Linked DNA regions of Mus musculus: regions 2, 3 and 4 are each linked to region 1. A link is a loop called in an ENCODE intact Hi-C map of the cell type or tissue named here. Cell type or tissue: heart. All regions are shown on one strand. Links, peaks and the distances in the headings refer to the core of each region. The heading gives the core; the rest is flanking DNA.

The links. Peaks named below come from ENCODE experiments on the same cell type or tissue, not always from the same donor. Only the 100,000 strongest peaks of a DNase experiment are listed, where the experiment ranks them.
Region 2: it touches region 1 in a loop (3-fold over the local background); 9 of 42 quality-filtered maps call a loop at or near these places.
Region 3: it touches region 1 in a loop (2.7-fold over the local background); 4 of 42 quality-filtered maps call a loop at or near these places.
Region 4: it touches region 1 in a loop (9-fold over the local background); 18 of 42 quality-filtered maps call a loop at or near these places.

What each region holds. Positions count from the first base shown.
Region 1 is chr10:127,672,020-127,677,584 of GRCm38, forward strand. Nemp1 (nuclear envelope integral membrane protein 1) reads left to right here and starts at 5,046. Exons shown (of 9, transcript NM_001113211.1): 1 at 5,046-5,208. The coding sequence starts at 5,079. Gm16230 (a long non-coding RNA gene) reads right to left here and starts at 4,740. Exons shown (of 4, transcript XR_872178.1): 1 at 4,652-4,740; 2 at 2,778-2,963; 3 at 531-610; 4 at 316-349. In heart, for the core only: a CTCF peak has its summit at 2,877 (motif pointing right); DNase peaks (open chromatin) are centred at 2,262, 2,932 and 4,912; H3K4me3 peaks cover 794 bases; H3K27ac peaks cover 688 bases.
Region 2 is chr10:127,934,756-127,940,320 of GRCm38, forward strand. It overlaps Gm40805 (a long non-coding RNA gene), which reads right to left. Exons shown (of 5, transcript XR_872186.1): 2 at 4,323-4,548; 3 at 3,729-3,884; 4 at 1,606-1,708; 5 at 786-896. Among named protein-coding and RNA genes, the nearest start is that of Gm40804, 12 kb to the left of the region's middle. In heart, for the core only: a CTCF peak has its summit at 2,879 (motif pointing left); no DNase peak of the experiment used is centred there.
Region 3 is chr10:127,567,529-127,573,093 of GRCm38, forward strand. Lrp1 (low density lipoprotein receptor-related protein 1) reads right to left here. Exons shown (of 89, transcript NM_008512.2): 30 at 5,400-5,565; 31 at 5,221-5,315; 32 at 4,889-5,038; 33 at 4,361-4,501; 34 at 3,878-4,012; 35 at 1,756-1,887; 36 at 1,371-1,505; 37 at 1,061-1,190; 38 at 825-951. Among named protein-coding and RNA genes, the nearest start is that of Gm16217, 26 kb to the right of the region's middle. In heart, for the core only: a CTCF peak has its summit at 2,099 (motif pointing right); DNase peaks (open chromatin) are centred at 2,113 and 3,963.
Region 4 is chr10:127,731,585-127,737,149 of GRCm38, forward strand. Tac2 (tachykinin 2) reads left to right here. Exons shown (of 7, transcript NM_009312.2): 7 at 1-184. Among named protein-coding and RNA genes, the nearest start is that of Zbtb39, 5.2 kb to the right of the region's middle. In heart, for the core only: a CTCF peak has its summit at 3,081; no DNase peak of the experiment used is centred there.

The DNA of each region.
Region 1 (5,565 bases), core at 166-5,165:
ATAGAGGGCTTGTTGTTGTTTTTGGTGGTGGTGGTGGTGGTGGTGGTGGTGTTTTTTTTACAAAGAGGGTGAGGAAGAGATGGGGTCAGTGAGAAGAATCACCATTTCCAAGTCTGAAGGTGTGAGGTTCAGCCTGGTGACTCACGAGGTCTGTATGTATCTCCAACCCTAAATACATTTAAAGAAGTAACAAAAAATTAAAAAAAACTAGCCGGAGCCGGGTGGTGGTGGCACACGCCTTTAATCCCAGCATTTAGGAGGCAGAGGCAGGTGGATTTCTGAGTTCTGGGCCAGCCTGGTCTACAAAAGTGAGTTCCAGGACAGCCAGGGCTATACAGAGAAACCCTGTCTGGAAAACAAAACAAAACAACAACAACAACAAAAACCTAGGGGGGGTAGCTTCAAAGAAAGTAAAAGCCATTCCTTCCCACAGGGAAATGCCAGCGAGGATGGCAAGGGCTGGGTGGGTCAGTGGCAAGGGGAGACCAGGACAGACGCAGGAGGATTTGGTCATTGATTGGTTCTGTTACCTTCATCAAACAGTTGACAGCTTCCATCCTTTTTCAGTTAACTTCATCAAACAGTTAGTGGCTTCAAACCTTCAGAATTCCTACATCCAAAAAGTTACAGACATGATTCTTTTAGTTCTGGGGACTGGGGATACAGTGTCATGGTAGAGCACTGGCCTAGCTTGTAGGAGGCTGGTTTTTGTATGTTTGTTTGTTTTTGTTTTTGGTCCCAAAACACAAAAGAAACAAACAAAAAGCCCCAAACCAAGCCCCTCTAATCTGACTAGAGTCATCTTATGACAGAAAACAAGAGCAGCTTGCAAGGGGTTGGGTTGCGTCCCTCCTCAGGCTTGCTGACACCATTCTTCCTACATCTTACTACTCAAACACTTCTTTCGTAATTCTATGCTGCCTTAGATGGCCGTGCGGTTGCTCTCCTCTCTCTGTCTCTGTCTCTCTGTCTCTCTGTCTCTCTCCCTCTCTGTCTCTCTCTGTCTCTTCCTTTGGATATTTTCAAGACAGGGTTTTTCTGTGTAGCCCTGGCTGTCTGGAACTCCCTCTGTAGACCAGGCTGGCCCTGCCTGGTCCTCTGCCTCCCAAGCCCTGGGACTAGAGGCATGTGTCATTATCTCCTTTTTGGTTGCTCTTTTATATAGTGAATGTGCGCCAGGTTATCCTTCTAAATTAAAAACAAACAAAAAAACATCAAAAACTCCAAACCTGAAACATATTTACCAACATAGTATTTACACTATTCACTCAGCAGCCTGGGCCTGAGTATTTTGGCTATTTGCATAAATCAGATCCACCTGCAGATAATGAATGTGCATTATAGCCACCAAAGGTGACTCTTGAAATGCTTTGAAGAGTCTCCTCAGTGCTAAAAGACATGGACTGCTTCACTCGCTCTCTTTGAATGACAGCACTCATTTGGGTGATGAAAGTGTAACATGTTTAGAGATAACCTAGTCTCATCATAGCAGTGGTGAGTGGTCAGTGATCTGATGGAGTTAGTTCCCAAACCTGAAAATAGTTCACCTGTTTTTGACTTTAGTGAGAACAAAAGAGAAAGCCCAGCCAGCAGTGAGAATGGGAAGGCCTGGCCTGGCCTGGTATGGAGGCCGGTGCCTGCGATTCCAGCACATGGGAGTTAGGGGTAGGAGTTGACAGTTGTCCTTAGTTATATAGGAAATTTGAGATGGCCTGGGGCACATGAAACCATATCTATACAATGTATATGTATATATAATATTTATATAATACACAAACACACACAGCCCAAGACCAGGCTGAAGCGATGGCTCGGTGGTTAGGCGGACTTGTTGCAAAGGGTCTAGGTTTGGTTCTATACAGCATCTGGCAGTTAACTGTCAGTTCAGTTCCAGTGCATCCACAGACCTTTTCTAACCAGCACATGCATCACACCCATTGGTGCACAAACATACATGCAGGCAGAACACCCATACACATGAAATAAAAATAAATCTGAAGACAAACAAACAAAAAAACACAGCAAAACCAGAAAAAGGGAAACGAAGGAAGAATGGGAGGGAGGGACAGAGGGAGGGAAGGCCTGGAAGACAAGCGAGGCGTGCCAGCATGGCAACACATATCTGTAATCCCAGCATTTGTCAGGCAGAGTCAGAAGGATCACTCAGACTTTGATGCCAGCCACATCTCTACAAGCTCCAGGACAGCCAGGGTCATATAGCCAAGACTCTGTCTAAAAACTGCACATCTATGGGCTGGCGAGATGGCTCAGTGAGTAAGAGTAAGTGGGTAAGTGGGTAAGCAGTCAGTGGACTGCTCTTCTAAAGGTCCTGAGTTCAATTCCCAGCAACCACATGGTGGCTCACAACCTGCTGTAATGGGACCTGATGCCCTCTTCTGGTGTGTCTGAGGACAGCTATAGTGTACTTATGTATAATAATAAATAAATCTTTGAGCCTGAGTGAGCGGAGCAGAGGTCCTAAAAATTCAATTCCCAACAACCACATGAAGGCTCACGACCATCTATACAGCTACAGTGTACTCATATACATGAAATAAATAAATCTTAAAAAAAAAACCACAAAAAGAAAAACCCATCTTTGACTTCCTTGAGCACTGAAAAGGTAGCAGAGACTTTCCATATATCTGCATCATCTCTTCTGCTACCTTCCACTGATACATAGGACTCACTGACTCATACATTAAGAAAAAACACGCTTAAGGTTTCATTCTGTTCTAATTTTCAGTTATGTCCTGTCATGAGTGCCTATGTAGTACCCTTGGAGACCAGAAGAGGGTGACAGGATCCCTGGAGTTACAGCAGGCAGAATGTAGTACCCTGTGGAGACCAGAAGAGGGTGACAGGATCCCTGGAGTTACAGCAGGCAGAATGTAGTACCCTTGGAGACCAGAAGAGGGTGACAGGATCCCTGGAGTTACAGCAGGCAGTGAGAATGTAGTACCCTGTGGATGCCAGAAGAGGGTGTTAGAATCTCTGCAGTTACAGCAGGCAGTGAGCCACCAGAAGTGGGTGCTGGGAAGAAACTCCGTCCTGTGCTAGATGGAGCAGTGCCACACTGTTCACTGTGGGGTCAGCTCTGCAGCTTCTATTACAGTTTTTGTCTATATTTACTGAGCTCAAACCCAAGTTTTCTGGTGCACAAGGCTCCTTCCCACTACATGGCTTGACATTTGCAGGTCAGGCAGAGAATATGTACAGTACTCACAGAAACCGAAGCAGGACCGAAAGATGGGCAGGGCGGACTGGCAGGGAAGAGGTGACTCACGCTTGCAATCTCAGTTTTGTTTTTCGGGCTTTTTTTTTTCTTCCTGTTCCAAGATCCATATTATATGACATGTGGTTCATCGTGTTTACGTATGCTCCCTTGTCTGGGATAGTTTGTTAGTCTTCCCTTGTTTCACATTAATGTAAGTTTTTGTTTTGAGGTTGGTTTTAGATGTGTAGTGCAAGCTAATCTTATTTGTGATCCTCTGACCTGAGTGTTTTGAATGCTGGAGTTAACAGATATGGACCAACACGCCTCCTGTTAACCTTGACATTAAAAGTTTTTTTTTTTTTTTTTTTTTTTTTTTATCAATCGATCCATTAATTGTGTGGGGGGTATTGTGTGCCACAGAGTCAGTATGGAGGTCCTGTGGGAGCAGAAGTTGGTTTTCTCCTGTCATATGAGTTCTAGGTTTACACAACCGAGCCATCGCAATAAGCCATCTATATGTGTGTATAAATGTGCATATACATGTATACATGTGTCTACACACAAGTGTGTGTATATATATGTGTGTGTGTATGTATGTGTATATATATATGTATATGTATATATATGTGTGTGTGTGTGTGTATATATATGTATGTATATACACACACATACAGGTTCTCACGGTTCAAACTCTATAATCCTGGCTACTCTTCAATTCTCAGCAAGCCTTCATTCTCAACTTCCCAAGTGATGGGATTACAAGCACGCCTTTAATCCCAGCACTTGGGAGGCAGAGGCAGGCAGATTTATGGGTTCAAGGCCATGGTCTACAGAGTGAGTTCCAGGACAGTCAGGGATACACAGAGAAACCCTGTCTCAAAAAACCAAAAAAAAAAAAAAAAAAAAAAAAAAAAGGTGCTTCAATTTTCAATTTCTGTAAGTGCTACACACACAGTGCCTGGACTGCAAGTACTGGGAGGCACCTAAGCCACAGAAAGAACTTAGATTTGAGCTCAGAACCTACTTTGTGTTTTTTCTCTCTCTCTTAGCCTTGGCTTTTTTTTTTTTTTTTCCCAAATGGAGAGGATAAGCTGTCTTAATTATCACTTGTTTCGTTTCAAAACCAGAAATGCTCGGGACTTGTAGTTTATTCCTGTGGCGTTGGTGATTGAAACGAGGGCCTTGTGCACAGTTTAGCTACATCTTCAGTCAAAAAAGGAAACCGAAGCCAAATTAATACTTTTTTTTGGTGTTTTGTTTTCTGTTTGTTTTTTTCTTGCAGTGCTGGGGATCGAAGTCAGAGTTTCTATCTCAGCTCTATCTCTACATTTTCAAACGTTGTTTATGCCTGCAAAACCTTGACAACGCACAATAATCCTGTACTTATTGCTGAAATATTTCAGAACTTTGGAGACAGGCTGGCAATCATTTTACCTTAAAAAACGGTCACGGGAGAACCTTACTCGTGAAGAGTTGCCACTGGCTAGCATGTCATAAAAGGGCCGAGGAAGAAAGGAAAGAAAAACTAGAAGAGACGTTTCGATGGAAACACGCAGTCCAGGAGGCCTCCTCTCATTCTGATTTCCTATTGGGTAAGCTTTCCATCAATCTCATTTGTAAATAAACCGCGGACGGAAGCAGATTGCGGGGAAAGGGCGGGCTCTTCCTGTCGTCACTGCCAGGATTGGCGTTGCTAGGAGGTGTGGCTCCTAGGGGCGCGGGAGGGCGGAGCGCGCGAGGCCCCGCCTGCTCCACGGGTGGGGGTGGGGGCGGGTCTCGCAGCCGATTGGCTGCCGGCGCTGCCCGTTCGGAGACAGTTGCTGAGGAGGGGCACGCGAGGAGGAGGCGGTGTGAGGCATCCATGGCGGGAGGAATCAAAGTGTCGGTGTGGTCGGCGGTTGGTCCAGGGCCCCGGTGCTGGGGGGCCGGGGGCGGCGGCGGCGCCACATGGCTGCTCTTGGTCGTCGCCGGCTGCGTGGTCTGCGGCTCAGGTACCACCCGGGCAGCGGCTGCCCAGGGGTCGGGCGCGAGGGCGTTAAATGTGGAAAAGTGGTTTCTTATCCCGAGGGTGCGGCCCGTTACTCGGAGCAGCTCGGGACGCTGAGTGAGACGCTCCAGGGACGGTCCGCACTGACGGGTCCCGGGCCGCCCTCCGGACAGCTCGGGTCGGGCGGAGGCCTGAGCCTTCCCCAGGAAGGGAGGCCTGGGCTGGTTGACACCCTTTAGGGGGGAAACCACGGAGGGGCTCCGAGGTGCTGCTAGGTCTCTTGAATTTCTGAGTTAAAACGGATTTCTGGGTTTCGCCCTGAAATAGGTCAGGAGAAAGCAAACGCCCCACTCATTCAGTT
Region 2 (5,565 bases), core at 189-5,188, 260 kb after region 1:
GAAGCAAGAGGCCATGGAGGAACACATTTTATTGGCTTGCTACTCAAGCTTGCTTGATCAGCGTGTTTTATTATACAGCCAGGGAGGACTGACTGTCCGGGAGGGGGACCACCCGCAGTGGCTCTCCCACTTCAATCATTAATCAAGTAAATACCCCCCAACACACAGACTTGCCTACAGGCCAATCCTGCGGGGACATTTTCTCAAGCGAGGTTACCTCTTCTCAACTGTTGTCTAACTTGTGTCAAGCTGACCAAAAAAACAAACAAATAAACAAAAAGAAAACAAACTAACACAGTCTTGATACCAGGCTTGGGGTCACCCTTTTGTTCACAAAGATGAAAGAAATGAAAAAATAGCATTTAAGCTGGGCGTGGTGGCGCACGCCTTTAATCCCAGCACTCGGGAGGCAGAGGCAGGCAGATTTCTGAGTTTGAGGCCAGCCTGGTCTACAAAGTGAGTTTCGGGACAGCCAGGGCTACACAGAGAAACCCTGTCTCAAAAAACAAACAAACAAACAAACAAAAAACAAAAAAACAAGCAAACAAAAAAAGAATAGCATTTAAATGGGAAATAAAATGTAATTTCAGCACTTTAAATGCAGAGGCAGAGGATCACAAGTTTGAGGATATCCTAGGCTATGGAGTGAATGAAAGGCCAGCCTGGGCCACACATTGAAACTCTGTTTCAAAAAGCCAAGATCTAACTCAACTAAAGCCCGTTTGCCTACCAGCTGTCTTAGGCGCATTCCTTTTGCTCTGAAGAGGCACCTTGACCAAGGTAACTTACAGAAGAAAGAGTTTATTGGGAAATTGCTTATGGTTTCAGAGAGTTGAGTCCATGATCATCGTGGAAGGGAACACGGTGGCGAGCAGGCACTGGAGCTGAGAATTTACCTGTGAAAACAACAATTAGCTCTAAAACGTACATAATTTGAGTCTTCTTTTCAGTTCTTCAAAGACAAGATCCTCTGTTTAGCCCAGTCTGACTTCAAACAAGCTTCCAGCATCCCTTTCCCAAGTGATGGGAACTCAGAAATGTACCACTATGCTCAGCTTATAACTTTTATTATTAGGATTATAAAATTGCAAGAAGTCAGTCATCTGGTGGTCACCCGGCAACTTCACTGCCCTCTACCTTCTTTACTCTGAAGCCATGACTAGGGTAACTCACGCAAAGTCAGGGCCTGTAATCACATGTGGCAAATATATACCAAGAATTAGACTTAATAGATGACTGATTTAGACTGTGTCTATTTCTTTTGGAAAGTATGTTACTGGCCTTGGCAGAGTTTCCCACTACTTCTGGAGTCACCGGGGCAAGCTCAATGGATACAATATCGGCTTGTTAATAAGAATTGAAAGTGGCCTGGAGAAATGGCTCATCGTGTAAAGAGTCTTGCTACTGGCAGCCAAGCTGGACAATCTGACTCAATTACCTGAACCCACATGGTGGAAGGAGAGATCTGACTTCCACAAGCCTCTACATGCACACCACGATACCCCTATTCTCCCAAATAAATGAATGTAGTTTCTAAGAATTAATGCAAAGATGTCTCAAGGCAATCAACAAATGTTGCTATTGCTTCTTTGTGGTAAATCTAACCTGTAACAATGAAAGGTCAGGACCGTGTCTCGTTCTGAGCACCTAACGCTGCAGTTGGGCATAATGCCCAGCGTGGGCTGATTGAGTTCAATTGAATCTTGAGCTGCAAAAGAAATGAGCTGGGTTAAGTACTGGACTGGGAGGAAACATTCTGAGCTGCAGTCTTACGAGCAATTATCTTCAGGGAGCGAGGTACTTGCTGTTCTTTTCTGCTTTATACTTCTGGCATTTTCCCCAAACCACGACTTCAAGGGCTGCAGCACAAGTTTGCTTCTAGAAAACGATGAGACCCTTCTCTCTCATTCTGTTTGGAAGTGTGGTTTTTACAGACACCATGAAGCCACACAGACATGCAAACACTGCTGCGTGTGTGCTGCGGTCCACCAATGGCGGACCACGTAGAGGCCGCGGTTCGTAAGATGACGTCACCTCAGACGTCACTGTGTCATGACCGTCTAAGTTTGTATAATACACTCCACGACTTTAGTACAAGGATGACAACCACTAGCACATTCTCTGAATGTGTTTCCATAATCAAGAAGCATGTGTCGTGGCTCTATAAAGACAATGAGGCAGCCCCGAGCAAGACCGACTTCCTTCCCTCTCCACTTCCCACTCCACACCGGGCTATGCTTTGACGCCTTCCAACTCACTATTTTAATTTACTGCCACATTTCCAAGCAATGTATTTGTGCGGTTTGTTTTTGATGTGGGTCTCATTTTCTATTGATTCTTCCTGTGGACTATGAGACTTCATCTGTTTCAGCGATCCACTCCTCCCCTTCCAAAGTATCAAGGTTAAAACTGAACAGAGAGATATGAAGCGTTACAGCATAAGGATTATGCAATCATTTCCAAGCTGTTTCGTTTCCCCTGGAGTTGATAACTGTTTTTATTTGCTTAGTTTTGGGTGTCCCTGTGACTTCCTGGCTTTGTTTATTGCTCTTCATGGACAAAACGCCATCATGCTGGGAACCAAATCAGAAAAGAAATAATTGTATCCTAGGATAAGCTCCAAGACCTGGAGGAAATGGAAGCTGGGTAAATTCGTGACATTAACAGAAATTAGAACAGTCTAATTCCTTGCCTTTGCTAACACTTTGACCTCAAAAAGTTAAAAGGAAGGGGCTGGAGATGGCTCAGCAGTTAGGAGCCTTCAATGCTCTTGCAGAGGACCTGGGTTCAGTTCCCAGAAACCACATAGCAGGAAAAAATAAAAAAATAAAAAATAAAAATTGTCTGCAACTCCAATTCCAGGGTCTCTGATGCCCTCTTCTGGTCTCTTCAGGCACTGCGTGAACAAACACAAACGGACCAAAAACAAAAAGCAAACAGAGAGAGAGAGAGAGAGAGAGAGAGAGAGAGAGAGAGAGAGAGAGAGAGAGAATGAATTGGTACATGCTACCACATGGATGGACCTTGAGGAGCTAAGTACAAAGGCCAAATATTATTTTAAATTTAACTCTCCCTAAGGATATTTGACTAGGAGTAGAGCATTGTTTGTGCAAGCTAAAGAAACTCCATTTTATACTAGGCAGCCATCTTGGTAGCCACTAGCCTTTTGTCTCTGACTGAAAATCCCTGAAAGATAAGTTCCTCATAACTCTGACTCAGTGACCCCCACCCAAAAATGTACAGCTGTGACTATCTACTTGCTATGATATATCTAGTTATATAATATATGATATATGGCACATGATGTATGACATATGACATGTATAACATGCTATATGATATATGATATCACGTGTAATATATAATACATATTATGTATAATATATAATGCATAGTAAATGAAATATAATAATAATATACAGTATGTAATAGGTAATGTATAATATATAATATAAAATGTATACTTATATGTACTGTATATAATATGTATGTGTTATATGCTATGTGTTATATTATGTATTGTATATTGTATGTTATATGTTGCTATATGTTATGTATGTATATATGTATTACATGCATTTAATATTATTATGTGTATATGTTTATATGTATTATATGTATGTGTATATTATATGTATTCTGTATTATATGTCATATAACATATTATATATTAATATTATATATATACATAATCTTCTATAAAGATACCAAAGATTGTTTTGAGTCACCTTAACTACTTAACTTGCCAGACAGGCCAATTTTTTTCTTGTTTTCATGGATATTGAAGGTCTTCTTGTGGTTTCACCTTTAAAGATTCTTCCCTCAACCCCCTTCTCACAGCAATCTCAAATTTGGCTCAGAGAGGATAGTTTGCCTGCATACACCTAGAATAAAATTAAATAAATCTTTTAAAATATTTTCTAAAATTTAACCAGAAGCATCCATTGGCCCAGGAAGATATCTCAACCGATTAAGCCCCTTGCCTCACAAACTCAAGGACATGAATTCAACCCAAAACCCACACAGAAGCACTAGGCACAGTAGCACATGTTTGTAATCTCAGTGCTGGGAAAGCAGAGGCAGGGGGATTCCTGGCCAGTCGGTCCTACCTCATTGGTGAGTCCCAGGCAAAAGAGAAAGGAACCTCATCTTAACATGGATGGACAGTGTTCCTGAGGATAACTCTCAAGATCGGTCTCTGGCCTCCACACACACGTTTGCTAATGTACCCATACCCATGTGAGCATGAACATACAGAGAGACATAGATAGACAGACAAAAGCAGACGTACACACATGCACACGCACATGCAAAGCACTTACTGCCTTTACAATGTCTATTCTCCCAAATCCAGGTATCTTCCAGGTCGAATATATTAAAGCTTAAGGGACAAGCTCCTAGGTTGGAATGTGGCCATTCAGTGGAAGGGAAAGGAAGATGTTGCAGGCAACCTCGCAGAATATAAGGAGGTTGCACTGACAATATGACGGTAATAACGAACAGAACCTCACTTCACTGAGCCAGGGGATCGTAGGACAGTCCAGTTGTCTGGAGTAAAACACAAGGAAGAATTCAAAAAGAGAATTAATGCCTCCTGTCAATCACTGCAAACCCCAGCTGCAGGAGAGGTTGAAGTTGAGCATTTGTATAACATCAGAGTGGAAAGTAGGAACAGGGAAAGCATGTGGGCAAGGTTGTTATTGTGTGACTAGAGGGATGGTCTCAGGATCTGCTGCTCTGATCCTGAGCTGACCCAGTAGAGATTGCATAAACAGAAAACCATTCACTTGAAGAGGAATAGTAAAATCGGTGGGAGAGCCGAGCGTTAGATCCAAGACATGGCACTAGGGTGCAGACCAGCATTCTGGCAAGGTTTAGCAGGGACAGATGGATTGAGGCCATAGGATGGAGTATGTCATCCAATGTCAGGAAGAGTTGGACAGACTGGTGTGGGAAGCCACATATGCCATTACAAGGTGGCGCTGGCTACCGCTGGCCATCACCCATAAGTTTGGGTAAACAACCAATGTGCGCATGTGCAGTAGAGTTTTTTTGCCGAGTCACTGCCTGGACCGAGGTATGTAAATGAGGTGCTGAATGCATGACCAATCGGGTGTAGATATGTAAATGAGGCATGTAAATGAGGTACTGGATGCATAGACCAATCGGGTGTGGACATGTAAATGAGGTACTGAAAGCATAACCAATCGGGTGTGAGACATGCCTCTCCTAGGCCTATATAAGCAGCGCCAGTTCTGGGGCTTGGGGTCTTTTCGCCTCTGCAATCAAGCTCTCCCAATAAATGTGTGCAGAAGGATCCTATTGTGGCATCTGTTTTGCTGGCGAATCAGACAGGCACATACTGGTATAAAACAAAAGACCAGGATGGTTGGTTTCCTGGGGTCCCTAAATACCACAGACAAACTTCAAAGAGCTCTGTGAGGTCAGTCAATGCTTGTGGAGGAGGGCCAGATTTCGGATACACCGATCCAGTCTCTAGACTGAATATGCAGAAATGTAGTAAACCTAGCACCATCACATGAAACCACCATTGAAGCCAGTGGA
Region 3 (5,565 bases), core at 221-5,220, 100 kb before region 1:
CCCAGCTCACCTTGGGGCTAACTCCTGCTTTCCAGTAGGGATCGGCTCCATGTGTAACCACACTTACTGTGTGGACCACACACCCTCACTCTATACTTTTTAATTTATTTATTGTTACTGCCCTCATTTGCAGCATTAGAGACTAGTCCCAGGACCAAGCATGTTAGGCAAATATCATGTTAGCTTCTTATCTATGTATCTATGTATATCTATGTATCTCTATGTATCTATGTATATATCTATTTACCTACACCTATGTTTATTATCTAAAATCTATCTATCTATCTATCTATCTATCTATCTATCTATCTATCATCTATGCATCTATATATGTATCTATTTATCTATCACCTATCTATTTGTCATCTATCAATCTATCATCTACCTATTTATACATCTACCATATATCTATTATGTATCTATCATGTATCTATCTATCTATCTATCTATCTATCTATCTATCTATCTATCTATCTATCAATCTATGTATCTATGTATCTATCTATCTATGTATTTATCTTAAATTTTTGAGGTAAGATCTTACTGAATAGTCCAAGATGGCCTCAAACTTGAAGTAATCCTCCTGTCTCAGCCTCTTGAGTGTTAAGCATATGCTACCACACCCAGCTTTCTCATACTCTACTTCAGCATGACCACCCTCCATCGTCTTAGGGCAGATTACTATTCTCGGTGACAAATGGGTTAAAGGCTGCCACCACCCTCCCTGGTCCACGTCTAACCCTGATGGTTACCACAGGGAAACTGATAGGGAAAGGCTCAGAACTAGGGTTATCGCCTTCATCAGCTCCAGGGTGTATCCGTACCTGATAGTCTACTGAGATGCCATTGGGCCAGCTGATGCTGACATTAACCAACACCACTCTCTCTGTGCCATCAAGGCGAGACCGCTCAATACGTGGGTAATGACCCCACTCGGTCCAGAACAAGTACCTGTGGGTAGGGATGGAAGTGGGGGTGAGAGTCCATCCCACTTAGAAGCTGGGCCTTGTCAGACTATACTGTGGTCAAGAGATCTAAGCCAGCTTGCCTAGCTCCTTACCCCTTCTCTGGGTGGACAGTGATGGCCCGAGGCTTGTCCAGACCCTGGGAAATGACCACATAACGAAAAGAGCCATTGAGCCGGGCAACCTCGATGACATCGAAGCCCTGGTCCGTCCAGTATATGTTGCCTGAGGAGGGAGTCAGTCGGTGGGGTTCAGGGAGATTGGTAGGGAGCCTTGTACCTGGTCCCCTTCCATCCAAATCTTCCCTGTAGCTCCCATTGGCTTCTGCCCATACCTTCAGACTTTACGTCCCCATGGCCTGTGCCTTTCCCCCAAAGCCTATTTTCCTTCTACCATTCATTTCACCTGCGATCCAGTCCACCGCGATGCCCTCCACACGGCCAATACCGTTGGTCACCACATCCTCTCGCCATGTCTGGTCACGCTTGGCCCTGCTGATGGTGCTTAGGCCCATATCCACCCAATAAATAGTGTCATTTTCTGGAAGCAGAGGGGCAGACATGAGAATGCCCCTCAATGCAGAGGCAAGGCAAAGGGTCAAATCACGAGGAGGGTCAGGATAGCACCGAATGGGGGCTGTGGGTGCCGGGTGCTTTCTTGGAAGTGGGGAGGCAGCAGGAAGGAGTGAGGCAGCTGCTACAGTCAGTACAGGCAGCCCTTCTAGGACTTTAATGTGTCACTCCCATAAACTACTGGGGCATGCTGACTAATCCCCGGGACAATAGCTCACCGGCATGGAAGTCGATTCCGACAGCCAGTGAAGTTCCGGACACTGGGACCAGGGCATCCGACTTGTCATTGGGATCTAGTGGAATCCCCCGAATTCCCTCATGTACAGAGTACAGGAGAAAAGAGCCCACACCTGCAACACAAAAACACTTTAAGCATGAGCCTTGCTGACAAAGCTAGGTTCCTGTCACCCTCAAACTGCTTTTCTCAGCTTCCCCTTTGGCAGTTTCTTCTACCCATCTCCTGAACCTCTAAACGCTCACACCATGTGTGAGGCCCGGACCTTGGACAGGAGATGGCAACCTAACTGGCTTCTGAGAGCCCCAGCTCTGGGAGACCACCTGCAGAACCACTATTCACCACAAGAGGGCAGAAAGAGACTTACATTTCTTTCTCAGCACCCTGCCCCAGTCTTCCTTCCAAGGGCCTCAGGGGAGGTCGCAGCAGACAACCAGAGCAGCAAGACTCCAAAATCTAGATTCCCAGTTTGGCACTTGGTCTGACCTTAACTTTCTCATTGCCCTGCCTCTGCTCAGTTCCAAATCCTTTCCCAACATAAAGTTCTCAACATCCTGCTTGCCCCTGGGTCAGTCTTCTTTCCAGTTTTCCTGTTTTTGAGAAGGCACTGCTCTCTATGCATCCCAGAATCCTCCCTGACTCCCATCCCTTGAATACAATGTGTGCCCCAGTGAATCCCTCCATTAAGCCTTGGTTGCTTAAACTCTGTGAAAGAAGAGGAGGAAGAGGAGGAGGAAGAAGAGGAAAAAGAGGAAGAGGAGGAGGGGGGAGGAGGAGAAGAAGAAGGAGAAGGAGAAAGGAGAAGGAGAAGGAGAAGGAGAAAAAGAAGAAGAAGAAGAAGAAGAAGAAGAAGAAGAAGAAGAAGAAGAAGAAGAAGAAGAAGAAGAAGAAGAAGAAGAGACGACCACCACCACCACCACCACCACGTGCAGACACTAAAAGTCTCCCAAAATATGCTCAGTGTACTCAGGGTTCTGAGGAGCCAAACAGTAAAAACACAATGTTTACATGTTGCTCGGCCCAGGGTTCCTTTCTGTAACACCCACCCACATCAAAGCAGGAGGTTTCTGGCAGAGCACTTTGGGGAAAAGTGCTGTCCAAGGGCAAGCTTGTAAACCAGCAGGCTCTTGTGAAGTGCCTCCATGTCTCATCCCTTCCTTGCAAGCCAGTTGAGTAGCCAGGCCTCGGGCCTGCCTCCTCACGCACACACTCCTAATACTCTCCTAACTGGTCTGACTGCCTTGGTTCCTCCCTCCTCCATTCTGCAAGCCTTCTGCCCCTGGGTTAATCTCCAAACACCACTTTCTAGGCACTCCTGGCTGAGAACCCGCAGGTCCCCACCCTAGCTCAAAGCCTTATCACAGTCTTCCCACGCTGCCCTCGACAGGGCTCAGCGGCCCTGGAACTTGACTTCTCAGCTATATTTCTTGCCTCTTTTTTTTTTTTTTTTTTTTTTTTTTGATTTATTTATTTATTATATGTAAGTACACTGCAGCTGTCTTCAGACACTCCAGAAGAGTGCGTCAGATCTTGTTACAGATGGTTGTGAGCCACCATGTGGTTGCTGGGATTTGAACTCCGGACCTTCGGAAGAGCAGTCGGGTGCTCTTACCTACTGAGCCATCTCACCAGCCCTATTTCTTGCCTCTTATGTAGCATGAGTGTCTGTCTCCAAGGCGTGCACACATAGCTGGGATTTAAGTCAGGGCTCAGGGCATGTTAAGCACACCCTATTGTACCACCAACTTCTCTCTTCAAGGTACCAAGCATCAGATTCTACCCACTCTATAAACCCAGGGCACAGCACAGGGCACGCCTCTTCTGCCAAGCTGGCCTGCCTCTGTCAGCCGCCGGTGTCTATCTCACCAAAACCTACTGCAGGTCCTGAACAGTCACTAGCGCTTTGTGGTCCGGCTTCTCACTATGCTGGCCCCACTTTCTGGCTCCAGCTTTTGTCCGCAGTACCCAGAAAGGGGCACTGGATAAGCATTTAGCCCAGAAGCCTCCTGGTAACACACGATGAACACCATCTTTCTCAAACGCATAATGTAGCAATAGGGTAGAAGGGGTCAAGGCTGGACAGAGAGGAAATGCCGGGAACTGACCCTCACAGGCCTGCTGTCCGCTCCGGAGGCTGTAACCGGCTGTACACATACAGGAGCGAGTCGTCTCTGATGTTGGCAGGCAGAGCTGGGAACAGTCTCCGTTGTTGACACTGCAGGGGTTGGTGCCCTCATGCTCTGCGGGAGGACACAGGAGTGAAAAGAAAGGGTGAGCCTTGGTGGGGGACAGGCTTGGGCTGCTCAGAGAGGACAACAGTCACTGGATTCACCCTGGACCTGTCAGGGTCACACCCAACCCAATTCTTAGGTCTCATGTCTTCTTAGATCCCTGGACCTTCTGGCCAGACTGAGTCTACATTTCACACGAGTGGGGGTAAGGTAAAAAGCCCTCCCTCTATGCCCTCACCACCCCCCCCCCCCGTTCTGGAGGCTGCTCATGGTCACAGCCCTGCAGTCTCTCTGCCACCCCTCATCCCTCCCGCCGCAGACCCCCTCCACACACCACATTGTGCGCCCACTGCATACCTAGCTGGATGCTCTCGTCATACACCTTCATGTGCATAACCAACGTGGTACTGTTCCGCAGCACCACGGACCCAGAGCCATCGGCTTTGTTGCACGTGCCCATCTTCTCTGACACCTGATCTGCCCACCACAGCTTGTCCCCTGGGGCAACAGGAGGGAATAAGACTCTTGGGAAGGCTCTTTCCTAGTCCTCTTTTTCTTTTAAATATAGATTTTTTTTTTAAATTAAGATTTATTTATTATATGTAAGTACACTGTTGCTGTCTTCAGACACTCCAGAAGAGGTCATCGGATCTAATTGCAGATGGTTGTGAGCCACCATGTGGTTGCTGGGAATTGAACTCAGGACCTCTGGAAGAGCAGTCAGTGCTCTCAACCACTGAGCCATCTCTCTAGCCCCCCCAGCTCTCTTGCAGAAGTCATTAGGCTTGCAGGGGGTGGAAAGTGGCCTTCAGGATCTCCCCCATCACCTGTTCAGCTGTGCCTAGCCTGCTCTCCTTCCATCCCTCCTTCCACCCGAGCCCTCACCCATGATGGCCAGGGCAGTGGCCTTGCCCAGCTGGCTCCGCATGGTGTCGATGACCTCCAGCTCGCTCCCATCCAGATTGCAACGGTTGATTGTGTGGTTCCCAGAGCTGATCCAGTAGAGTTTGCTCTCAGGGAAGTCAATGGCCAACCCTGGAAGAAGAGTGGGTGTCAGAGCCATGGAGCCCTCCCTGAACCTTGTGGCTCTGGGACAAGGTATAGTGAGAGTAGGCACCAAGCTGGAAGCTGGAAGAGGCCTAAGGCACCAGAGAGACACTAGGAGCATCTCCTAATGGAGCTAGATGCCTGCAGGAGCAAGAAGGGCAAGTGCATACCCACAGGGCCCTTCTGGCCACTGAAGAGCAGAGTGTGGTTGCTCCCATCCATGTTGGCCATGCTGATGTTGTCCCCATCAGTCCAGTAGAGCTTGCTGGGAAAGGAACCAAGAATTGGGTAAGGGTCCTCCCCTCCCCTCCTCACACAGGTGCTCCCCAACCCTGGGCTGCAGACTGACCCACGAAGCGGGTGGACGACCAGGCCGTGGGGCTGCTCCAGGCCCTGCACCACCGCATTCTTGAAGGAGCCGTCCAGCCGGGCCACGTTAATCTGCTTCTTGTTGGTGTCGTAACTTGTCCAAAACAGATTTCGGGAGACCCAGTCCACAGCCAGCCCGTGGGCGT
Region 4 (5,565 bases), core at 177-5,176, 60 kb after region 1:
AGTGCCTGCTCCTGCTTCCTCTTCTCCTCCCCTGCCTGTAAGGTCCTCCTGTTGGCTCCCTTCCCTACTCTGCATAGAAGCTGCATATGAACAGCCTCAACCCCATAGCAATTATGGTTTCTGTAGTGTCCTGCATTAAAAATGCTATCTCTCTTCGTCAACAATAAAGGGTTTTTACAAAGGAGTGACTGATGCAATAGGCTGGTTGATGAACGAGTGGGCTTTTCCATAAATACATACATGCAAAAAAAAAAAAAAAAAGATGATACAGGGCCTGGAAGGTGGTTCAGCAGGTAAAGGGGCTTGCTGCACAGGTCTGAAGGCCTGAGTTCAATCCCTGGATCCCTCACAGGAGGAGAGATTGTTCTCTGGACCCCACATGTGTGCCATTGCAGGAGCCACTTTTCTTACACACCACATACATGCACATGCATGCACACACACACACACATATGCACACCAATTTAAACAAAACCCTACATATGGTATTTAAGTAGACACACTTTCATTTTGGAGACATAATAACTGTTCTACGAGAGCCCTAAATAATTCTTCATACAATTAACAACTGATTTGGTGACTAAAAAAGAACAGATATACACTAGTGTGGTGGTGTACACCTGGAATCTCAGCACTCAGTGTGGTGGTACTCGGACAGACAGACCCCTGAAACGCTAGCATTCAGACAGACACCAGTTTGACACACACTGTAACCCTCAGGAAGTCGAGGCAGGAGGATCTTACGTTTGAAGTCAGTCTTGGCCACAAAGTGAGAATCTGATTCAAGAAAACAAAAAGAACCAACCCTCAGATTTGGATAGTTACTAACAATCAAGAACCTGCCTAGGCCAGTTCAGATAAAGGGAAAGCAGACATTCTGAAAGGCTTGCCTGTGTGTCTAAACGGAACCCGAGAAAATCCATTTAGCAACTCCAAATGATAGCGTGGGTTCTAACAGATCCTGGGGAAGATGGCAACCATTGTCACTGGCTGCTTCCTCTAGGTTACATCTGATTATTGCTGTCTTCCATCAGAGCAGCTGTGATATCTGGTGCATGAGGCCCTCCTGAGACTGGCTTATTAACATTCCCATGTGAAGGGCGAGATGGCTAAGGAATCCCTGTCCCGCCCCCCAAGGATGTGAAGTAGTAAACTATGGCAGGGGACGCCTTGAGGCTCATTTTAGTGTAGCTGCCTGGAAGTTCCACTGGACGAGACTTTCATGAGTGTCACCCATGCTGGGGTGGTGTTGGGAGGCTTTTCCACAACATAGCTACAGCTACCCACATAATGTGCTCTTGGCTGTAACTTCAAACTCCAAACTTAAATGTTCATCAAGCTGAACTCAGACACAGGTGTGTCTTTGGTCTGTTCTTGTCCTCTCTATCTGGGACCAATAAAAAAATGGAACCTGTATTAGGGTTCTCTAGAGTCACAGAACTTATGGGTAGTTTCTATATAGTAAGGGAATTTGTTGATGATGTACAGTCTGTAGTCCAACTCCCCAACAATGGTCAGCAGCAGCTGTGAATGGGAGTCCAAGGATCTAGCAGTTGCTCAGTCCCACAAGGCAAGCAGGTGAAGGAGAGAGAGCATCTTCCTTCTTCCAATGCCCTTATGTAGGTCTCCAGCAGAAGGTGTGGCCCAGACTAAAGGTGTGTGCCACTACCCTTGGATCTGGGACTTGCTTTGTCCCAGATGACCTTGAACTCAGAGATCTCCTTGCCTTAGTCTCCTGGGATTCATAGCCACTATGCCTCAAAATCTCCACACCGAGATCTGGGTCAGAAACTTGTATCTCCCAGCCTCAAGATTAGGATCACAGGTGAGCCTTCCAATTCTGTATTACAGTTCATTCCAGATATAGTCAAGTTGACAACCAGGAATAGCCACTACAGAGTCATCCCCCCCTCTCCTAAAAAAAAAAAAAAAAAAACCCAAAACAAAACAACCCACAATACCCATACATGGATTTTGTAGTATGGCAGGGTTGTGGACAAGCAGGTACAGCTACATTCAGTTGGGATGTAGGCAAGATGGGGAGGCTACTACAGAGGCCAAAGGAGAAGCAAATGTCCTCAGGATTAGCTGGCTGCTGTAGCCATGAAAGGGTAAAGCAGTCAATTACCTCCCAATGCTGGCACAGTGGAGTCCAGAATGTGGCCTGACATGCCATGGTTGGGTGTGCCTGTCTTTTCTTTTATCACTCTGATATGCTGATGATCCCATGCCACCAATGGGCGGTCCCCAGGCTCCTAGCCTTGGCCAGGTGCAGGAGAAATGCAGAGTTGACACTCAGCCTTACCTACCAGGCAGCACCAGGTCAGGGCTTTGGAGCCGGTGCTGATTCCTGCAGTTCTTCTGCCCCGGGGAAAGTTCTTGTTTCTACCTGGGTCCTCCTTTGACTGACAGCACCACAATGGGCAAAGGAGAGAAAGCTGTCCATGCATAGCCGGCTCACATGACCACACTTGATGGTGACGAGGGCTATAAGGGAGAATGAGATGTTGGTAACCTCTCCCTCACCCCCGAGGAAAGGGGGAAGGGTCTACACAGGATGCTGTTGGGGAGGGTCCTTCAGGAGGTTGTTGGCTTCCGGGAGTGAGGAGGGGGATGGGAAAGGACTCAGTTATCTCTGAGGGGCTGGCTGCTGGGAGTTTGACCATGCTCCAACAAGGGCAGCACAGATTGTATTTTATGTTTATGTGTGGTTTTTTTTTTTTGTTTTTTTTTTTGTTTTTTGTTTTTTTGAGGTAGGGGGCACTAGGGTGGGAGAACAAACCTTGGAAAACAGGGTGTGTGATTGGGATATGTAAATTCCCAAATAATCAATAAAAATATGCTGGGGAAAAGAAAAATGACCCCACTCTAGATTTTAGGGTCGTTCCCCACAAGTCATCTCTCGGACCTTCCAAAAGGACTGTCTGCAGGGTATTTGAGACATTCTGGGAGAATTCCTTAGGGCTGTGGAAGGGTTGGCTCTGCTCAAACCTGGAGTCCGGCATGTCTGCTGAGCTGCATGTGACAACTGTCAGCCAAGCAGACCATAAATGCAGAGAGGTTGCTCTCTGGTGGAGCTAACAAATACTACAGTTCCAGGAAAAACCAGTCTCTTTCTCTTTCTCTCTTTCTCTCTCTGTATATTATCTTCTGTCCCTCCCTTCCTCCCTCCTCCCTTTCTTTCCCACCCCGAACCCCCGAACCTCCATGTAACCCAGTCCAGGCTGACCTTGAATTCACTATGTAGCCCAAGCTGGTCTCAATTCCCCAAATTCCCCCTGCCTTCTAAACTCTGGGTTAATGGGTGTTTGGTACCACACCCGTCTTTTCAAAATCCTATTTACTTTACTTAGAGCAGTGAGACCCTCCCCCTACTAAACTCTGGGCTAAATTCCCACTTGGCTTTGTGCATATGCATCGTTGTGACTGTCATTTACTTTAACATCTCTAGATAATGAACAGTATACATTATGAACTACAGCTTCCATGTGGTTTGTTAGCTGGTGAAGTTGACTGGACTCCATACTCCAAAGGCAGCTGGTGAAAGAGGTTGAACAGATCTTGTGAGTCCCTCTGGAGTCATGTCTGAGCTGTGGGGGCTGGAGGCTTAGGACAAGGGGGTGTGGACCGCTTCAGAAGTTCTTTGGGGTGATTGCAATCTCCATTTATTAGGATACCAGCAGCCCAGTCCAGTAGTGTCAGGGTAGCAAACACGAATCAGCAGTGGTGGCGGGATCCAGCAGAAACAGCCAGGCCTCCTCCAAATTGACTGAGTCAGGTGGGAATGACCAGGGCTGGCCAGGACACCAGGAACAGCTCTCTGCCACGCCTCTCTCAGCAAAGCGTTGCAAGGCTAGACATGCAAGGGTCCTGTCACTGTCCATTGAATCCTATTTACACTTTTTCCAAACATCACATGTCCTCTCATGAGTCTTGCCTCAGCAAAACACCACCATGAGTCTGCTTCAAATGACACAACCAGAGACTTCCACTTCAGGGGGCTGCCTTGCCCATCTGTGGGAGCTGGTCCTGTCATTGGAACATAGTACCAACCTGAAAGGAACTCTTCCATGGAAGAGCAAACTGAAACGCCTCACCCCAAACCATAAGAACAGGTTCCATGGCTGTTGTGTGACTGTCTTAGTTAGATTTTACTGCTGTGAACAGACACCATGACCAAGGCAACTCTTATAAGGACAACATTTAATTGGGGCTGGCTTAGAAGTTCAGAGGTTCAGTCCATTCTCATCAAGGTGGGAACATGGCAGTATCTAGGCAGGCATGGTGCAGGAGGAGCTGAGAGTTCTACATCTTCATCTGAAGGCTGCTAGCAGAATACTGGCTTCCAGGCAGCTAGGATGAGGGTCTTAAAGCCCACACCCACAGTGACACACCCACTCCAACAAAGGCCACACCTCCAAATAGTGCCACTCCCTAGGACGAGCATATATAAACCATCACAGTGAACCTTTGTGGGAGACAAATGACTGTTCATTCCAGATAAGTCACCAATGACAGACCAAAGAAATGACTGCGTTTCAAGTCTAGCCTGGTGAAGCAATGTGTTTAATTAGGCTTTACAGGAGCAGGAGTGAGGGGTTATTAATAAAGTCTGGGTAGCTTACAGGGGCGACATCACCGAAGAAAATAATCTCAGCAATCATTAACTACTTATTCACCCTCAGGGAGATAGAGGCTGCCCTCCATCCCAGCAGCCAATAACTTCCTGTGCTGGTTAGTTTCTTGTCAGTTTGTCACAAGCTTGAGTCACCTGCAAGAAAGGAACCTCAGTGGAGAAAATGCCTCCATGAGACCAGGTTGTGGGTAAGCCTGTGAGATATTTACTTGTTGAAGATCTATGTGGGTGGGACCAGCCCAAGGTGGGTGGTGCCCCCCCTAGGCAGGAGGTTCTGAAGTAGAAGCAAGCCAGTAAGCAGAGTTCCTCCATGGCCCCTGCTTCAGTTTCTTCCTCCAGGTTCCTGCCTTGGCTTCCGTTTATGATAGAACATAAGCTGTGAGCCAGGTAAAGTAAGTCTTTCCTCTACGAGTTGCTTTGGTCACAGTGTTTTATCACAGCAATCTATACCCTAACAAAGACACTGCCTATATATCCTGTAAAGGGGTGGGACCTCATGAGAGCCCTTCCCTCCCATAAGTCCAGTCTTAATGCAGATATAGTCAGTCACAGCTGTAGAATAATTCAAGAGGACAAATGCGTTGTCATGCTCCAAGGATGGCGATCTACAGCAGTCCCCTCTTTCCCTGACTCTTGTATATGTTCTTCCTCGCCTCTGTCATATTTTGTTAACCCTGACATTCAGGAGGAGAAAAGGTCAAGTCCATGACTGTCCAATTAAAGCAGGCTGTATTTTTGGGTGAACCTAGGACAGGCCAGCTGGCTACCAGTTGGCTAAGTCGGGATTTGAGTAAGCAGTCCCTGCCGGCCTTTGGAAGGCTCTTCTATTGGAGAGATAAGGTGTTCACAGGGCCAAGAGGATTGGTTGACACACATGGTGAGAACAGAAGGGAAAAAGGATGGGTGTCATGTGCATGGGGTTGCACGCA